Linked DNA regions of Homo sapiens: region 1 is linked to region 2. Evidence: chromatin loops called from intact Hi-C (ENCODE). Cell type or tissue: endothelial cell of umbilical vein. All regions are shown on one strand.

Evidence for each region. Peaks named below come from ENCODE experiments on the same cell type or tissue, not always from the same donor. Only the 100,000 strongest peaks of a DNase experiment are listed, where the experiment ranks them.
Region 1: a loop joins it to region 2, with 3 times the contacts of the local background. A loop is called at or near these places in 1 of 110 quality-filtered maps.

The regions. Positions count from the first base shown.
Region 1 is chr2:182,370,573-182,374,572 of GRCh38, forward strand. The region is part of intron 1 of PDE1A (phosphodiesterase 1A); the gene reads right to left. Among named protein-coding and RNA genes, the nearest start is that of PDE1A, 54 kb to the right of the region's middle. In endothelial cell of umbilical vein, no CTCF peak of the experiment used is centred here; a DNase peak (open chromatin) is centred at 2,249; H3K27ac peaks cover 1,351 bases.
Region 2 is chr2:182,282,054-182,286,053 of GRCh38, forward strand. The region is part of intron 1 of PDE1A (phosphodiesterase 1A); the gene reads right to left. Among named protein-coding and RNA genes, the nearest start is that of PDE1A, 140 kb to the right of the region's middle. In endothelial cell of umbilical vein, no CTCF peak of the experiment used is centred here; a DNase peak (open chromatin) is centred at 1,668; H3K27ac peaks cover 1,056 bases.

The sequences.
Region 1 (4,000 bases), 89 kb after region 2:
ACAAGAACCCAGAACCCAGAGAATGTGGCAAGACTGCTGTTGCTGGTGAGACTGCTGTTAGATTTAAAATGAGTTCCAACCTGGGTAGGAAGAGAAAGAAAGCCAAGAGTGAGTGACAAACTGGGAGGAAGAGATTATGATGAGCTCGTGTGTGTTACAGAAGGACACAGAAAGTGGACTTTTAAAGTTCAAGATCTCAAAGACAGGACCATGTGAGTGTGCTGTTGAAACAGAAAAGTTATGGGATTGCAGGAGATTAGGAGTTCGTTGAATGCATTATCATTGAACATGCTGAAGTTACAATCTTTCTAGAGACTTCAGAAACCTTCCAGCAAAGACCCAGAAAAAAAGAAAAAGTTCAGAAAAACTGCGAAAAGAGGCTCTAAAGTCTTACCACAAGATACAGCAAAAGAGGAGGAGGACTACTCAAACGCAATCAATTAACATATCTGAGAAATACAAAGAAAAAGTTTTCCCAGAGGTATAGGCTAGGCAGAAAATCTTAGCCCATCCAAAGCAGCAGCTGGATGGAATCACAACTTAATGTCATTTGATTCTAAAATCTTTGAAAAATATTAGAACAACAGTTCTAAAAAAAGACTACGAAAAAAGTAGTTATAAAATATGCACTATAAACATTTATTAAATATAGACTTCTTCCATATTAAATTATTCTTTTAATACCTACAGGCATTAGTTTCTATTTAAGATCAAGGCCCTGCCAAATTTTGTTTTATTAACAGAAGAAAACCAGAAGAAACTTCCCCAAGCAGTATTTTAATTGAAATGTTATTTTTATAAAATGACTATCAGGTCTCCTGAGACGAAAACTTATTCTGATAAAAGTTTATTGTTAACAGGACTTCAGGAGCTGAGCAAAGGGAGAAGATTGCAACAAGCAATGAAAAGCTCCCAATAAAAGTACAAGCAGACTGCCCCACAATGTTTCAGCAGATAGGCAGAAGAATTGACACATTTACAATTTTGCCCTAATAGACATTTTTAAAGTTTTTCCCTAACAATTTGTTTACTGGATATCTGGGAGGTCATGGATGCTCTTTAGGATAAAAATGACTCCTCTCAAAGGTGATAGTAATAACCATTTGTTTAGGTGTTCCTAACACATAGTCATGTCTTGCCTCATTAAAAATCATGCATGATTATCTTACTTTTATGATAAATGTTAAAATGACCTACAAAATGAATTAACATTTATTTATTTATTTATTTAGAGACAGGGTCTCACTCTGTCACCAGGCTGGAGTGCAGTGATGCCATCTTGGCTCACTGCAACCTCCGTTTCCTGGGCTCAAGGGATCCTCCGACCTCAGCCTCCTGAGTAGCTAGGACCACAGGCATGCACCACCACGCCTGGCTTTTTTTATTTTTATTTTTGTATTTTTAGTAGAGATGAAGTCTTGCCATGTTGTCCAAGCTGATCTCAAACTCCTGAGCTCAAGCAATGCGTCCACCTCAGCCTCCCAAAGTGCTGGCATGGGCCACCATGCCTGGCCAACTCTGATATATTTTTATTACCGTTAATTGGCATAATTTTTTTCAAATGTGCATATCTTGACTTGCATACCAAAATGTGAGTTTTCCGAAGATACAGTAAAACTGTGGTTTTATTTTTATTTATATAACTCTTGTATTTATACAACTCATCTACTGCATAACTGCTATGAGGAGGAAGGTATTGTGTTTGACATTACATAGGGGAGAAGTATTGGTAAAAATGTGGAATTTATCTTAACTAAAATGTTAGGTGTATAGCATAAATTCAATAACTGTTTGATAAATAAAATGATAATTGTGATCATTTTATCTATATTTAAGTGGGAATGGGTTTCAATTTTCTCTTTTAAAAGGCATTTTAAAGAAAAACTTTGAACATGTCACAGACCAGGATGTAAAAATAGTGACAACAAAGAATTAAACAGGTAACACTGTTATATGCTGCTGATATTACAACAGTTCCTTAAGTACTTTCTAATTTAGTGAAGAATTCAGAGCTAGGCAGGATAGGGACTGGAGAAACAAATTTCACCCCCTAGTCTGACCCTGAAGAGTGAGAAGGTACAATGTTTAAGAGGGTGCTATGCCACAATCTCAGGTCCAAATTCCAAAGTTATTCATACTAGAGAACCAATCTAAGGGGCAATTCAGAACACAGAGAAATTCAGGAACTGGCTGATTGCTCAGGAGTGAGGCAGACCAACGGTTAGCACTGGGAAGTGTTCCCGTAGGAGAAAAGGCTCAAACACCAAGATGACTCATAAGACAAAATTCCATTTCCTGTACAGAGGGACAGGCTGGAACAAGGCAGCACAGAAAACAGAAATGTCATAAGGACAGTGATAAAGGAACAATGTGCAGGCCAGGGATCCACTCATGACTTAGGAAAAGGGACTAAGACAAAGGCCCAAGCCCTGTGCACTGGGACCCTATGTAGTGACAAGGAGAAATTGTTGAGGCTGAGCAGTTTCACGACCTCACATAATGCCAGTTCTTACCTGTGGTTGTCTGTGAAGAAGATTAGAATGAAAAATACATCACAGGGGCTTCAATGATTTACTTGAGTCAGGCATCCTGAATCTTGGGGTTTAGTATCAAACACTGCATTATAATAATGGAAGGGGAACCAATTACTATCCAATCTGCCTCTTTTGGAATGGCCTCAGGGGTGACCTGGGCTGCATGTGGTACTGTCAGGAGAACAACTTTCAACTTCAATAAAATGGTGGAAGGCAAAGCCAAATGACAAGGGACTGCTAAGGAAAGGAGGAGGAGAGAGGGCAGAGAAACCAACAGTGTAAATTACTTCTTCGACAATCTATTAATGTCAGTACAACCACATATCTTAGGTTCAAAAACTGGAAAAACTTAATCATTAAGTGATTTGGTCATGGTGGGCTTAAAAACAGAAATTTAAAGGCAGTTCTAAAACTCTAATAAATCATTGTTTTAAAGTTCTCACACAGCTGAAACAGAATAAGGCTACTTCATAAAATTTCCTTAAAGTAAACATTCAAATTTCTCATAGAAAAAGTCACAGGTTGCTAGAAATGTATTATAGCACTTCACTTGAGAAACAGAAGTAAAGCAGTGAAGAAGGAGAAAGGATAGAATTTAGTGACTAGTAAGGCTGAAAAATGAATATTTTTTTTCACATGAGCTTGTTTAAAGGCAGAAGAAGGAATTCAGGCAGGGACAGATTAAAAATACATGTAACAAGAAATGCTTGGGGGAGATATATGACAAGAAAACAAGAGGAAATGTTATTAATATCACAGGAAAAGAAATCAGATTTTCACATGATGACTTCATTGAGTTGCCAAATCATGTGCAAATGTTGTAAAGGGACTAAAAAGATATGCAGTAAATAGAAAAGGACAAAAAACAATAAATATTAATGGCTTTGCCACAGCAGTCATTCAATTATTTAATCAATAAATTTTTACCAAGTATTTGGTGAATGGTGGAGGAGAAATATTAGATAAAGTACTAATGTTCAAAAAATTAAAAATTTAGTCAATCCACATATATGATTAGTCAAAATTTCTTTATAACATATACTTATTATTTTTTCATATGTGACATTTAAAATTTATATGTACATTCATGGGTCAAATCAAAATAGATAACTCTCAAAGACTGATAGGTACTTCTACGATAAATATCATCATGAACACTTGAATATTCATATAGAAAGAATAAACTTTATCCCCCACCTCACACCATAGATAAGAATTATTTCAAGATGAATCAAAAACCTACACATAAATGATAAAATTATAAAGCTTATAAAAGAAAATACAGGAAAATCTTTGTAACCCCAGCACAAGCAAAAATTTCTTGAGACACAAAAATACTAACCATAAAAGAAAATTGATAAAGTTTACTTCATCACAATTAAACTTCTGCTATTTAAAAGAGACAGTTTTAAAAATACCATTAAGAAAATAAAAATTCAAGTAAGAATTAGAAGAAAAAATTCATC
Region 2 (4,000 bases):
CAGAATGATGACAGTTTAATCTTGATATGGGAGTAGGCCTATCCAGTTAACTCTGGTTTCTCAACTCACTCACCTCTAACTCTTACAGAAGATATTTAAGCATAATCCTAATCTTTTACCACTATTCCACTCACTTATCCTCACTACTTTGTCACTCTTGAGCTCTTTCCTGTCTCCACTATCCATGCTCAAGTAGGTCTTGGCTACCTTTCTGCTCCAAGAAGAGATGATCATTGTCAGGAAAAGTCACTGTAGCCTCCTTACATACAAGCCTCCTTACATACATTTCAAGTTAGTGACCTGGGTCCTCTGATGTTCTGCCCTAATTTTAGCTATCAAACATCTTCCCTAAGAAAAACTTTCTATGTGAATAAAATTCATCCTTTTGAATTAATTAAGTTCATAGGTGTCATTGTTACTTAACTCAAGATTATGAAAACCTCAGCACCAAAGCATACATTCTCACCAAATTTCAACTCTCAGCTCTATTGCATGCAACACACTCAAACATCCCAATATTTGTAGGTAAGGAGACATCCATATCATATTTCATATCCTAATATTGGAGATTTGTGTTAGTTATGTGTGAGTACCTATATATAATTCCAAAACTTGGCATTATTTTCCTACATACACCAAGAATTTAATTTGTTTATTTTTTTGCAATTTATAAATGATTGACCCAATATATAAATATATAGTCTACATGCATGTTTTGTGTCTTAATAAATCTGTTAGTCCTCAATTACAATTGGCAGTCCAGTTCATTCAATAAACTATTAAAACTTCCTTAATGTTCACAAAAGCCCTAATGAAATAGTCTCAATTGGAAAATGTGGACACTGCGCCTTAAACTTTTACAGAACCTGTGCATAGCCATACTGTTGAATCACAGAAGAGGCATGTCTAAAACAAGCAGAACTTTCTCAGAATCCATGCTATTTCCATCTATATAAAGCTGGAAATAACACTAAGATTATGGGTAGTAAATTTAGTAAATACCTTAGGTGTTAATCAATACTAATAAGCAATAGGAAAGAAATATTTTCTTTTCAAATCTTAAAGTATAAACTGTCAACTCAATGTAATCGTTCCCAAGGACTAGGAAATGTAATGGCAAAGTAAAATCACTGGACACTTGTTGAGTGTCCACATATGTGTGGTCAGGTAAGTTTTACACATAGTAGTAAATGGTCACCTATATGTTATGATAAAGTGATTCTGATGTAATGTTTTGACCACCAAATCTTTCCAAAAATAATAAAACAAGTTGCTTAAACTGGTATATATCTTTGAATAGTCCACCTTATCAATATGAGAACATGGTTTTGGTATAAAGGGTACCTGAGTTACACACACACACACATACACACACACACACACACTTTAAGACTTGGTGGCAGCCTTCATTAAATGCTATATAACACAAATTATTAGATTTGAGAAAATGACAAAACAATATAGGGCTCCGGGATTTTGATATTATTTATTTATGAAACTGTTATGAGTTTTTTTAAAAAAAATCTTTTCAACTTTTAGCTCAGAAAAAAATGAGTTAAATCTTGAGTTTTACAAAGATACAACCTGAAGTTTTCCTAGAAGGAAACAAAAGATGTATTCACCCAGAAGGAAATGAATCATGCTTAGGAACTGGGGTCTGTATTTGAAAACAAAAGACAAAGAACCATCACTACAACTTGACACATTTCGACAAAGTTGTAAAGATTATGAAGTGAAAGTACAAAGGAGGAGGCTTTTCATTAAATTAGTGGTTAGCTAGGACTCTATGAAAAGCGTCATGGCTTGTAAAAGATTATCCATTATCAAACCTCATTTTAACATCTTTTTTTACAGATAGTGGAAAACTTTGATGACACATGAAGCCTATTGCCACTTAGGATTTCTAGGAGGTGGTTTTTTAATAGTAAAAGTTATAACAATCAAGTACATACCTTCTTTTTCTCTGGGATACAACTGTATCAGGTCCCAGCTTTCAAGCGGCTAGTGACCTGGCAGCCCTTACCTGGCCTATTGCAAGAATCAGTCTGGGAGAACAAGAGGCAGTAAGGAAAGGAAATGGCATATATGAAAGAACAGAAGGATATAACCTGAGGCTGCATTGTCCATGATTTTAAATTCTAGTTTGAGGAGTCTGTGTCTTACAATACATGAAAGATTTCAAGAAATTGTCAGATGAAAGTAGTTTTTGGTAAATTGACTTAGCTTACTTCTTAGCTAGAACAAATCTTAAATGCAAAATAACATTTATACTTACAAATAAATAGCTGCATTAGAGGATTTTTACTGACTGATATATCACTAAGATTTTAATAAGATGACTGATAATTAAAATATAAAATTGGAACATAAAATTAAATTGAGCAAACTCACAAATTTGGAGAAGCATTGGCTAATTTGTTATTTTCACTATCTTTGCTAAAATGCATATAAATATATTTTGGAGGGAAATGAGTATAAGTTGAAATTTTATATAATGTCATTAATTATCAGATACACAACAAATTTATCTTGCTTAAAGGGGGCATGTTGGCTAAAATGATTCAGAAGAAAATAATCAGATTTCTCCCATTTACCTAAGTCAACAGAAAATATAGATGGGTGGTAATTTTTTAATAATAAGGACATAATATAAAATCCCCCTAAATTTTTAATCTTTTCTTTATGCAAGCCTTTTGTCATCAATATAGGATCATGTTGAATATTTTCCCATTCTGGAAATAAAACAATAATAACTAACATTTATTAAGCACTTTACATATAATAATTCCTTTCATCTCACATTGATTTTATGAAGTAATTTACATTTATCTTCATTTCATGATGAGGAATCTGAGACACCATGAGATTAAGTAACTTGCCTAAGGTCACACAATTAGTTGGTAGTTTCTTGGATAGTTAGCCATGCACTTTTAACCAATGCACGAGTTAGCTTAGCTATCTTCACTTTCCTCAAGCCAGCATTCTTATACTCTTGTACTTTCTCTTCATAGCAAACTTGCACGCAGATAATTGTTTTGCCGCCTCTGATTCCCTCCCCAGTGCCTGCCTTCCACCCATCAAAGTGGCACTGCAGCCACTCTTGCTTCTGCCATCCTGACTTCTGCACAGCTATATCTAAGGATACTCCTTGGTTTTTATGTTTTTCAAAGCTCTGCAGCATCTTTCACTTCTGGACACTCTTCAGAGTGTTTTCTTTTCTTGTTTTCTCTGGCATCATCTTATTTTTGTTCAAGCAATAAAGTTGGTTTTTCTTCCTCAATTTCCCTTTCTTCCCTCCCTCTGCTAAGGACATTTAAAATGCATGAACCGACCCTTATTTGTACCAAATTTGCTAACCACTAATTTAATCAACAGGACACTTAACAGAGGGAGGGAAGGAAGTGGCCAAAATCAGATTTACTAAGAAACGATCTGGTCAAATTATGTCTAAGGACACTTAGCAGAGGGAGGGAAGGAAGGGAAGTTGAGAAAAAACTGAGAGAGTAGAGTATAACCTTCTTCTCCTAACCACTTCCCATGTGGATGTTGACTTTGACAATATGAGTTACTTTGGCCAATGGAAAGTCAGCATCTTGAAACAAGTGGCAGCCTTAAATGCAGCAGCTTGGCTTGGCATCTCAGGCTTCTGTGACCCACCATAGTAAGAACATACATATTCCAAGTAGTAGGTGGCTGAGGACAGTGAGGAAACACATGGAGCAGACTTGAGTCTAACCTGCAGCCTGGAGCCAGGCCCAGATGATCTTAGCTGAGTTCAGCAGAGGAATAGCAGACTTGCAGACCCATGAATGATAAATCAAACAAATACTATTATAAATCAATGGAAAGGTACAGATTCAACTCCACTACTTATCATGAAACTTTAATATAGGCAAGTTATTTATCCTCTGTAAGTCTTAGTGTTTTCATCCGTAAAGCTGGAAAATGAATAGTTTGCTTTACTTTTACTTGATTTGTAGAGAAAATTAAATGAAGTAAT